Regions from separate parts of the Homo sapiens genome. Here regions 1 and 2 are each linked to region 3. The links are chromatin loops, found by intact Hi-C in ENCODE. Cell type or tissue: endothelial cell of umbilical vein. All regions are shown on one strand. Region 1 overlaps KCNIP4 (potassium voltage-gated channel interacting protein 4). Region 2 overlaps KCNIP4 (potassium voltage-gated channel interacting protein 4). Region 3 overlaps KCNIP4 (potassium voltage-gated channel interacting protein 4).

Evidence for each region. Peaks named below come from ENCODE experiments on the same cell type or tissue, not always from the same donor. Only the 100,000 strongest peaks of a DNase experiment are listed, where the experiment ranks them.
Region 1: a loop joins it to region 3, with 9 times the contacts of the local background. A loop is called at or near these places in 4 of 110 quality-filtered maps.
Region 2: it touches region 3 in a loop (8-fold over the local background); 2 of 110 quality-filtered maps call a loop at or near these places.

Annotation. Positions count from the first base shown.
Region 1 is chr4:21,111,814-21,115,813 of GRCh38, forward strand. The region is part of intron 1 of KCNIP4 (potassium voltage-gated channel interacting protein 4); the gene reads right to left. Among named protein-coding and RNA genes, the nearest start is that of MIR7978, 350 kb to the right of the region's middle. In endothelial cell of umbilical vein, no CTCF peak of the experiment used is centred here; DNase peaks (open chromatin) are centred at 1,888 and 2,198; H3K27ac peaks cover 1,921 bases.
Region 2 is chr4:21,011,244-21,015,243 of GRCh38, forward strand. The region is part of intron 1 of KCNIP4 (potassium voltage-gated channel interacting protein 4); the gene reads right to left. Among named protein-coding and RNA genes, the nearest start is that of PACRGL, 310 kb to the left of the region's middle. RefSeq lists a silencer at 1,543-1,837. In endothelial cell of umbilical vein, no CTCF peak of the experiment used is centred here; DNase peaks (open chromatin) are centred at 68 and 1,788; H3K27ac peaks cover 3,162 bases.
Region 3 is chr4:20,776,939-20,780,938 of GRCh38, forward strand. All of the region lies in intron 3 of KCNIP4 (potassium voltage-gated channel interacting protein 4), which reads right to left. Among named protein-coding and RNA genes, the nearest start is that of PACRGL, 78 kb to the left of the region's middle. In endothelial cell of umbilical vein, no CTCF peak of the experiment used is centred here; a DNase peak (open chromatin) is centred at 2,123; H3K27ac peaks cover 2,613 bases.

The DNA.
Region 1 (4,000 bases), 330 kb after region 3:
AGACATGACCCACGTCATGCCCACCCATGTCCATATAGTCCTGCCAGGTCCTGGCACTACATAAGCTGCATGGAGAAGGGAAAAGAGGAACATGCTAATCCAGTGGAATCAGGCTTCTGATACCTAGTGCAATGATAGAGCAAAACAGAAATGAGGTTTACTTGCATAAAAATAACATCAAAACAAACAACAACAAATCTATCCTTTCTCTGTATCTATCTATCTATCTATCTATCTATCTATCTATCTATCTATCTATCATCTATATCATCTATCTATCTACCTGAAGTTGTAGTGGGTGAGAATCATTAGGACTCTAAGATCATAGTCAAGTTTAAGATAATGTCTATCCTTAAGAATGGAACTTGAAAGGTTAGCATGTACTAGGAAAAATGCAGCAACTTGAGGAACCCAAAGATCAATATTTTTAAGGATCTATCTTCAGGATCTATCTAGCTCTAACCATTTCTGAAATTTCTGCAGCGTTGGACTTTTGGGTCTTGATGTTGATAATACCAAGCAATCATCATGATCGAGTCCTACTGTAGAAGCAAAGTGGAGCCCACTTGTCCACTGATCCCCACTTTGTATGCGGATGGAGTTTGGGCCAAAAATCGGAGGTCCAGACCTCTGATGTCTTCCGAGTAAAGCTAAGCTTTTGTGCCATTTTGGAGATAGTAACATGCAAAGATGGGCTGCCAGCCACAATAAGATGAAAATAACGAGAAATAGATTTTGTGTACAATCAAGAAGTCTCCAAGTAGAGTGTCAATGCTGTGATTCTTGATACTGACTGTCTACTGGTAAATGGTTCCTGGGTCACTTATATTTGAATCAGGGCCACCTGGCTCTTGGGCAGATGAGTTGTGGCACTAAACTTCAGAAAGCTGATCCACTGCTCAGTCATCTGGGAAAACTGAGGCAGCCTACCAGGCCCCTAAATATAATCTGTAGTGTATTTGTCTTAAATTGATTAGAAAAACAGAAAATGGAAGGTTGTTTCCATACTCATCTGGCTTCTAGGATTGATATAACTATTTTTCCCTTTTTTTTTTCTCCAATAGCCAGGGAGGAAAAATCCAGTCTCATCCCACTGATATTAAGATAGCCAACCTTCTAGTGTTTTAGAGATCAGATTGTATTCGCTTTCTAGTTTTTCTAAGATTGTAAACCCTTAGTAGAAAGTCTTCTACACCTGATGTTTTTCTATACACAATGTCAATACTTAGTACATAAATATAAGATTTTTGATACATTTGACAATTCCTATTCTGCTGAGTCCAAATTTCCGGGAATGTCTGATAATGTACAGAGAAGCTACAATTACAGCAGGGAGATGAGGCTTGATGACTACCCAAGGGTACGAGAAGCTTTGCAGAAGGCAATGGAACAATCTAGTTTGGGGCAGGACTGCCAAGAAACAAGTTCTTTCAAAAGTAACAAAGAAAATCTCATCAAATTGGATTTCACACAGACATAAGGCTGTAATTCAGCTGAGGCAAACAGCAGGGAAAATCATTTTCTTGTCCACTTCAAGTAACAAAATGATTCCCCTCCTGTCACTTCTGAGTTGATTTTGTTCTTTTGCCTTCGAAAGCTGAATGAAATATAAAGGAGAGGTTGTGCATCTATCTATAAGTTTAAAAAAAAAAAAAAAAAAAAAAAAAGGAAAGCTATACTCAGTGGGAAAAATGGAAAGAAACAGTTGAGTTAGTATCTCTGGGACTTAATCTAGAATAAGGATTCCAAAAATCACAATTTGGTCTGCTGTTGGGGGAGAGATTGTTCCCCATGTCTTCCTTAAGCACCAAAAACAATTACACAGCTCCAGCCCATGTGCAAGCATTAGCAACTATTCTGGGATTGAATCCAAATTTGAGCATGTGTAATAGATGAGGATTTTCCACAATGTGGAATATTTGAACAGATAACATCAGAACTAACAGTTAATTTATTTTTTAAGTAAAGAAGAAACAAACCATAAAAACACAAGGCGTTTCTTGCTAAGGTTCAGAGACATATTCAGTGAAATACGCAAATACCTTAACAAGAAATAGGTGACATTTGACTTAACTCTAATACACCATAATTAGTTTCTTTCTCCATCAAAAATCAAAGTTAGTGTATTTTGATCTAAAGCTAGAATTGAGATTTCTCTGCTTTTTCTTTTGGCTGGTCATATGAATCATGCTTAAAATGGGAAAGCCAGAGGGTTTGATGTGGTCCAGACCTATCCGTAGCCTGTTTCCTATCCCTGATTCAGTCTTATCAGAGCTGTCCCATAATCTGTACAACTACCCATACAGCTTCAGAATATGATAAAGAAAATAGACAGAGGTTCTTACATACAGAAATAAGGCCTCCTCTTTTGTCTCTCCCTGCAGAGATTCTACAAATCTTTGAGCCAAGGAGATTATCAAAATGACTCACTTTTAAACAAACAAACAAACATAGCTCACCAGTGTTTTTTAGAATGCAAGAAAAAACACAAATTGGAACCAAGAAAAATCTGTTAATTGCTTAGATTCTTTATTTCCCTTTTATGTTTACTGCCACTAATTAGTCTGGATTATCCAGGGGCCTAAATAAAATAGTACGATCTAAAAATGCATGTGTTGCTTTTAGTAAGAATATCTTCACTTTTTTCTTAAAAGTGAAGTAAGACTATCTTCACTTTTCTTAAACCCATTCTATTAAAAAAGAATAAAAAAATAAAAAATAAAACAAAAAACTTTACTACATTCTCATCTGGGTCATGATCAGTGCTGAAATACTAACCACAATAGATTCTAACTTTGAAATTTTGACAATAGTTATCATACTCCGAGTGTTTACTATGTACCCAAATACCAATACTAAATATTCACTACTCAGTACTTTATTATAACCACATCACAATACTTTGAAACACAGAATCATTAAATACCATCATTTTCCGATGAAAAAACTCAGGTGTAGGAAGGTTAAGGAATTTGCTCAAAGTTATACAGCTAGTAAGTTGCAGAGACATGACTTGAACCCAAATCTCTTCGACTCTAAATTCAGAGCTGTTGAACTTGGCAGCAGTATAAAGTCACTCCTCCACTCAAGAAACACCAATGATTTTATATCTTATGCCACAATAAAAAGTAAAAAGACTCAAAAATAAAACAAAACTTAAGATTTATAGTTATCTGGCCATTTCTTGTTAGTTTAATCTTAATTTTCACCAGTCATCCACATGGGTCCCCATGCTACCACCCCATGTTCCTTAAAGTTCTTACAAGGGCCCAGTTCACTTTTGTCCCTTCCCTCACATTGTTTTCCTCACAGTAGTCTTCTGAAACGCATTTCCTGTCTCTCCTTCCCATAATCCCACTGTTACCCCATGTGCATATTAAACTCCCAGGCCATGTCTCTATAACCATACACAGTTTAATACAGTTGCAATCCAAGTTAGTGTTCATCATTTAGCTGCTATAGATAGTAGTTGGTGTCATGTAGCTTACATTTGTATTTCACCTAAAGTAAACCATTATCTATTAAGGTCAGGGACTACAAATTTATAATTTGATTTTTTACCTCAAAACACACTATGAAACTCATAGAGAGCTCTAAATAAATTCCTGTTGTTTAAATGAATAAATAAGAGTTCATTACAAATATAACAAAGTATTTTCACATGAATTTCCTAGACACTTCATATTGGTGTGAGCCACTTCAAAACAGTACAAAAGGGATTAAATACAAATATATCTTTTTAATACTTATTAAAATGTTAGACAATTCAGCTTTAGTAGGAGTTTAATTATAAAATGAAACCAAGCAAAGCCTAAATACCTAATTCAAAAGATTTCTGTTCTATAGTGAAAGACAGATCAATAATGATAAATTGGATTTTTAGCCTTTGGGAATAAATGGGGAACCAAAAAGAAAAGCAAACCTTAGTAAAGTAATTCTGGTCTACCACTAGTGAGTGGACAAAATTATTTTACAATCAGTATTACATTCTATTGGAATG
Region 2 (4,000 bases), 230 kb after region 3:
TTCACTTCCTAGTGGCATTGCAGGAGATCCGTTTGCAATTTGTGTGACTGACTCAAGATTTCATACAACTCTTGTTTCTGAAATGTCTTCTGATCACTGAGTCATAAGAGTAACACTTCTCAAGTTGTTATTGTTCTGAAAGTCTTTGAAGGGTCTGGGATACTTGGACAATATTATTTCCATCGGTACTTTTCCATCCTCCTGTGTATGGTATTATTTCCAGCCAACTTTGGAAAAATAGCATTTCAACAGCTTTGCATATCCACATTGCACCTGCTTCTGGACTATAAATGATTACGTATAATTTAAATTTATAGAAAATGTTCACAGGAACCAGATCACAGGGCACATATGTGACTACTGATTGCTTCTATTTCTTATTTTCCAAGTATAAAAACATATTTATAATGAAAAGCTTATACTTGCTTTATCTCCAAATCAACAAAAATTAAACCTCTTTGATATTAGCCAGATAGACTACTCTTTCAACTTTGACCTTAAAGGACAATAATGAATCTCATTAAAATCATATTTCCAAAGTGGCTTTCAGAAAGTCTCCTACTCTTACACTATCCCCAGGTTCAACAAGTTTATTTTTGGATGCACTTAATGCTTTCGTTTCTTCTTTTCAGATTCTGATTTAATCACTTAGCTTCTGTGGCATAATCAAGACAAGTTGGATGAATTGTCTCCTAACTGGATTATAATGAAAGAAGCTCTAACTGGTCTTAACGTAGTTTCGATGTTTGGAGTCTTTCACAAAGAGAAACAAAAGCATGATAAGAATGTGCTAAGCTAATTCGAAAGGGAAGCAAGGGTGTCACAATTAAACAAGGGTGTCCAATTATATTGTTCCCATACATCATTCCACCACTCCAATAGGACATGGGCTTATAGAGAACAGAGTCAAGCCTTGTGGTTCCTGTTGTGCCCAGCACACACAGCATTGTGCTTGGTATATAGTAGGTGCTCAATAAACATTTGAATATAATTTAATCTAGGCTCTCCCAGGGAGAAAATATAGTTTAGGGTTCAAGGTAAAGAATCTCAACATGGCCAGCACAGTGGCTTATGCCTGTAATCCCAGCGCTTTAGGAGGCCAAAGCAAGAGGATCGCTTGAGTCCAGGAGTTCAAGACCAGCCTGGGCAGCATAATGAGTCCACATCTTCACAAAAATAAAAATAAAAAAATAAACTGGATGTGGTGGCGTGCATCTGTAGTCCCAATTAATCAGATTGCTTGAGCCTAGGAGGTCAAAGTTTCAGTAAGCAGTGATCATGCCACTGCACTCCAGCCTGGGTGACAGAGTAAGACCTTGGCTCGAATCAAAGCAAAACAAAACAAAACAAAAACCTCCAAAACATTTAAACATTAGATTCTCCAGATATATGTATGTTTTGTATATCGATCATTCTATGCCACAGGAAATGTTCAACCAGGATCTGGGTAACCAGATTAGTGTCACAAAGAAGGAGTTTGTAGATCACCTAGGAAGTAGAACTAAGTTATATCTAAGCAACCTTACAAATTGAAAATCTATCAGTCTTTGAAAACATATCTGTTCTATGTTTCTCACAGTCTTATTGGTGATGGGATAATGACCAGTTGGCCATGATCTTAACAGGAAACGACAATGTAATATGCTAGCCCTTCTAGGTAACATATTTACCCTGGCACAGAATGCCTTAATTCCAAGGTGTGACTCACTGTAATCCTGAGAATTACAGTAATTTGGGGGTGGAATATTATGGCCAAAGGCAATGAGCACAGAGGAAACTTCTCACTGCGAAGCTGAGAATGAACTGAAATGATCAAAAATTGAATGCTTGAAGTCTTTTAATAAATTATAGGTAGAAGGTAAACTCAGCTATTTCTGGACAGCAGGAAAGGGTCTAAACAGAGGAGGTAGCACAGACGCAGCAATGGAATGTGAATGAGTCATATTTCCACATCAGTAGGGCTATGAGGAGACCACTCTGAGATGATATGACAGATAGTGGCTGCATTCTTCAGCCCTAGGAAAAATGAAGATTGCAGGAATTAGGTTAGGAGGTGAAGACTTTCAGGGAGGTAGAGTGGGAACCAGAGGCCAGGGAGAGTGTTGTCAAGTATGCTGACCACACAGTGAACACAGAGGATACAGCTTGATGCTCCTGAAGTCATTACAGGCAGGGTTAAATTCCCCTCAGTGACCCACTGACCCCCAGACACCAGGCATGGGGTCGACCAGCTCTCTCCAGTTCTTCTCCACCACTACATAAGAGAAGAAGCCTTGAAAATGCCACCAAGCTTTTGGGCTCAGAATGAATCATGATGGAAGCTACTGCAGCCTTGACACTGGAAGGCATTTCAGTTCTGTCAACTCTTGCCTCAAAGGAATGTTCATTTCCTTTTACACAAGATAAAGCTTCTTTGAGGAGGATTTGTGTCAGGTAAAGAGGAACACTGAATAAACTGTTGTGGTGGATGTCAGTGTCTATTCTGTGCCTGAAATTGGAATTTGGGCTTAGAACTTAAATACAGGATGTGACTCAATGAACAGAGACCAGAGTTCCAGTACAAGATATAAAGAGACTTTGTTTTGAATCAGTTCTAGTATTTCTAGAAATTCTTGTTATATTTGATGGAGTGAAATCGGTAATTCTTTGAAACTCTTTACCTTGTCAGCTTCCATAGTACTCTGCTGTCCTCATTATCCCTTTACTTCTCTGAGCCTTCACAGAATCCTTCTTATCTTCCCAACTTACATAAATGTTGATGTTCCCCAGGAATCCATTCTCAGACCTCACTTTCTCTATATGAGCTCATCCATGCTGCTTCCTCCAATCATCAACCATATTCTGATGACATCTACATCTTTACCTCCAGTTCAGACTTTGGATCTTTAAAATCATATAATTGCTTCTACCTTCTAGGTCTGACTATCTCACAGATAAGCAAATGCAACATGATCAGGATTTATCTTCACATCCAAGAGGTCCTTCTACTACAAGACCACCACATGCCCCATGAAAGTCATACTAAAAACTTAGGAGGTGTCTTGAATTCTCCTTTCCCCTCAAAGCCCATCATATCTACTCTGTCAAGTCCTTTTCACATTCCCCCAACACTATTCATGGATGAGTCTCATCTTCTCCATCTCTGGAATCACCTCGCCTTAAAGGAAACATCCAAATTTATTTTTAAAATGGAAATGTACCCCTATGCCTGAATCACAGGAAAGCAATAATAATAACTGATTAATATTTCTGCATCACTTAAAGAATAACATTCAAAATCACATGTCTTTTATTATGGAAATGCAAATCAAATCACATTGAGATATTATGCAATACCTCTTAGGAAAGCTGATATCAAAAATTGGAAAGCATGAAGTGTTGGCAAGGATGCGTGGATATGGGAACATGAGTGCATGGCTGGTTGAAATGTAAAGTGGTGCAACTGCTGAGGAAAATGGTATGGTAGGGCCTCAAACAGTTAAACGTAGCATTACCATTGACTCAGCAATTCTACCTTTACGTGTGTGCCCAAAGAATTAAAAGCAAGGATTCAGATATTTGCACAGCATTGTTCATAGTAGCATTATTCACAATAGCCCAAACGTGGAAACAACGCCAATGTCCATTGATGGATGAAGGGATAAACAAAATATGGCATAATATACATACAATGGAATATTATTTAGCCTTAAAAAGGAATGAAATTCTGACATATGCTATGGCATTGATGAACCTTGAAAACATTATGCTAAGTGAAATAAGCCAGACACAAAAGGACGAATGTTGTTATTAGTTTTTCTCAGATTACACATATTTGAAATATCTTAGAAGAAGCAAATTCATAGAAATAGAAGGTAGGATAGTGGTGATAAGGAACTCTGCGGAGAGAAGAATAGAGAATCAGTGTTTAATGGGTAGAGCTTCAGTTTGAGATGATAAAAATATTCTGGGGATGGATAGAAGTGACTGTTGCACAACACTGTGAATGTAATTAATGCCA
Region 3 (4,000 bases):
GATCTTCTTTGGGGAAATGTTTTATGCTATAGACTGAAAGTGTGTGTGGCCTCCAAATTCATATGTTGAAACCTAATCTCCATTATGATCATATTGGGAGGCGGGGTCTTTGGGAGGTGTGTTAGTTCATTCTCAGGCTGCTATAAAGAACTGTTCAAGAATGGGTAATTTATAAAGAAAAGAGGTTTAATTGACTCATAGTTCCACAGGGCTATAGACGCCTCAGAAAACTTAGGGCAGAAAGGGAAGAAAACATGTCCTTCTTCACATGGCAGCAGAAAGGAGAAGTGCCAGGTGAAGGGGGAAAGCCCCTTATAAAACCATCAGCTCTTGTGAGAACTCACTCACTATCATGAGAATAGCATGGGGGCAACTGCCCCCATGATTCAATTACCTCCCACTGGATCCTTCCCAGAACACATGGGGATTATGGGAACTACAATTCAAGATGAGATTTGGGAAGGGACAGAAAGCCTAACTGTATCAGGAGGTGATTAGGTCATAAGACTTAAGTTTTTAATGAATAGGATTAATGTTCTTATAAAAGAGGCCCAAAGAGCTGCTGTGCCTCCTCCGCCAAGCCCTAGTGACATAATGGAAATATGGTCTTCCATGAACCAGGAAGAGGGACTTTACCAGTAACCAAATCTGTCAGCACCTCGATCCTGGACTTCCCATCCTCCAGAAATGTAAGAAATAAATTTCTGTTGTCTATAAGCCACCCAGTTTATGGTAATTTGTGACAGTGGAGGTTGTAGATTACAGAGAAAAAGTGGAGGTTGTAGATTGCAGAGATGAATTAGTGTAGTTTATGAAACCATGAAGTTTGACGTTCCTGAGGGATATCCCAGAGAAGTTGGGAAACCAGTAATTAGAAAGGAGTTTGGAACTCAGGTCAGAGGTCAAAGCTTACAGCTATCAGTTTGTGCTCCTTTAGCACATAGGTATAGAGATCTCCCAAGGAAAATACCTAATGAAGAAAACCAGGGAGCTGAATGCACAGCCTTGGTGGGAAGCTACATTTAAAAAACAGGAATGGGATAAGCAGTCCATGAAGACCAGGATAAAGTAGACAGAGAGGTACAAGGAGAAGCCGTAGATTATATCAAAGGAACCAAGGAAGAAGAGGCATTCAAGTAACTCAAGGCCTCCACTCCCAAACTCAGCAGAGACTTCAGTTAGGTCCAGAGAAGTCACAGGAGAAAGTGTTAGTAGCATAGACTCTGAAACAGGCTGTGTAGGCTTGCATCTAGTCTCCACTACTCACACTAGCTGTGTTTCTTAAATTCTTTGTGCCAGTTTATTAATTTACTTGTGCCTCACTTGCCTTATCTGTAAAATGGGACTAATAGTATACTTACCCCATAGAGTTAATACAACCATAACATTGACCAATATTTGTAGAACCTTAAATTCTTAACTCATAGTTAGAATTAAATATATTTATTGAATTTAAATCAAGCAATTCATAGATGTCAAGATTGGAAACTATTCAGTGGATTTGCAAATGAAATGTAGTTTTGACACACACACAAATCAGTACAAGGAAAACTGGGGAAATCTGAATAAGATCAGTGGATTACATCAATGTGAGTAACCTGATTTAATATTGTACTGCAGCTTTACAAGATGATACTACTGGGGGAAATGGTACCTGGTGACCTCCTTGGACTATTTCTTACTATTGCATGGCAACCTATTGTTATCTCAAAATAACAAGTTTAATTTAAAAATATTGGTAGCCATGGAAAATAAAGGTGGTCTTGACCTATGAAAGAACAATTTAAATGACATGGTAGAGGCAGAAGCCAAGAGTTAAGAAATAAATGCAGATGAGGGGTTATATAGACTGAACTTAGACAGCTGTTTTAGGAATTTTATGTAAGAGTATAAGAATGAGACTTGCCAATAGTTAGAGAGAGCTGTGTGTGCATGTAAAAGTTGTTGTTATTGCTGATTTGGAATGAGTATGTCTTCTAATGCATTTTTTAAGGGTGAATGAGACTTGACTAGCATTACAATATGTAAGGAGGCAGCTAGGAAAAGAGGAAGAGACAGGGAGGAGGAGGAAGGGAGGGAGGCAGATAAATTATAAAGAGGAATCAAGATATCATAGGAAGTGGGATTGAAAACACTAGGGAAATGGAACATTCTTTTCTTTTATACAGGAAGAATAAGTCAGCAAATAAATACCAAACAGGTGCCAGCTATACACTGGACTTCCTTCTAGGAGTTAATTAAGCACTGTGGTTTTGATTGAATAATACAGATCAAATTCCTCTGTCCCGTGAGAAAATGAGACAGTTCTGTAGGTACATTTACTGCTGGAATCAGAAGAGCTGTAAGGATGTATAGGCATGTTACTGTAAATAGATGAGGAGACACTAGATCATGAAAAAGAGACAAGATTATCAAGCTGAGTGTAAAAATTGCTAATTAGTAGTGACTCTCATATCTGGATTTTTGTTTGGTTTTCCCCAGCAAGTAATAGAGAAGTGGAAGACAAATCATTCTCTGACCCTAGAGTTCGGTGACCCCAGAGCCATATAGGTATGTGACAGGTTGGAAACTGGCTTCTCAAAATATATTGATAACCTAATCTCTGGAACCTACCTTACAAGTCCCCCCTGCCCCACAACCCCCCCCCCCCACACAAAAAAGAAATGAAAACAAAAAAAATTTCAGGTATAATTAGTTTAAGGATCTCTATAAGGAGAGATTATCCTGGATTATCCAAGTGGGCCTTTTAGGCTATCCCAATTGTCCTTACAGGAGAGAGGCAGAGAGATGTGACATACATACAGAGGAGGAAGGGATATGATGATGGACCAGAGAGACATTTGAAGATGTTGACCTTGAAAATTACAGTGGTGCAGCCACAAGCCAAGGAATGGTGACAGCTGCCAGAAGAGGAAGGAAAAGATTCTCCCCCAGAATTTCTCAAGGGAGCATGGCCCTGCTAACACCTTGATTTTGGCTCAGTGATATTAATTTCAGACTTTCGACCTCTAGACAGTAAGAGAGTAAATTTTTGTTGTTTTAAGCCTTTCAGTTTGTAGTATGTTGCTACAGCTGCATTAGGAAACTAATACATGCATGATTGTAGGACATGGATAAGGAAGTAGGGATGTTCAAGGGTATTTCAGGAAATCAACCATATAGTGCAGATTAGTATGGAACTTGTGAGACTAAGAAGGGCTGGTGATCCCAAAGGTCTTGCTTGCAGAATCAATGAGCAGAATGTAGTGAGATTGAGGGCTTAAGACAGTTGAATGGATATAAGGTTGTGGTCAAAAGGGTGAGACCATCATTTAGGATGTCAGGAATTAAGTAGTTTCAGGTAATAATAAAGTCCAAGTGATATCCATCAGAGTGAAAAGTGGAATGGAAAAGAAAATAATGGCATTTAAAGAGTCAAAAAACACTGAAGCTCAGGTGAGTGGCTGGTAGGCAGGTCAACTCCATGGATATTACTGTCAAGCCAATGAACAAAGATTTTAAAGTCAGCGATCAAAGTCTGGAATGAGTATGATACAGAAACTCTCCCAGTAATAACATGAGACGCCCTGATTCTGGTTCTCTGTGACTCAGCTCTGTTAGACAATTTTCTTACTTCAGGAACTGCCAATACCCCATTTAACATGATGCTGGTGAGGCTTTTAATCCCATTTCCATGGGCCACAGGGCTAGGTCAAATGATGCAGGCTTTTCCAGGAACAGTTCTCCATCCCCCAGGCCAAAATGATTGGTTCAGTGTCATGTGACTAAAACTAGTTCCTGCCTTGCTGGAGTTATTAGCACGGAGAAAAGGTGAGTAAAAGAGACAGCATCCTGATACACTGTTGGAGCCTTGATCCAGCCATGCCTGATGCTGTAAGTATTCCTATCTTAGATATGTGAGTCAATAAACCTTTAACTTAAGATACTTTGAATGGGTTTTTGTTACATGTACTCAAAAATATCCTAATTTATACCAGAATAGTATTATTTTCTTGCTCTT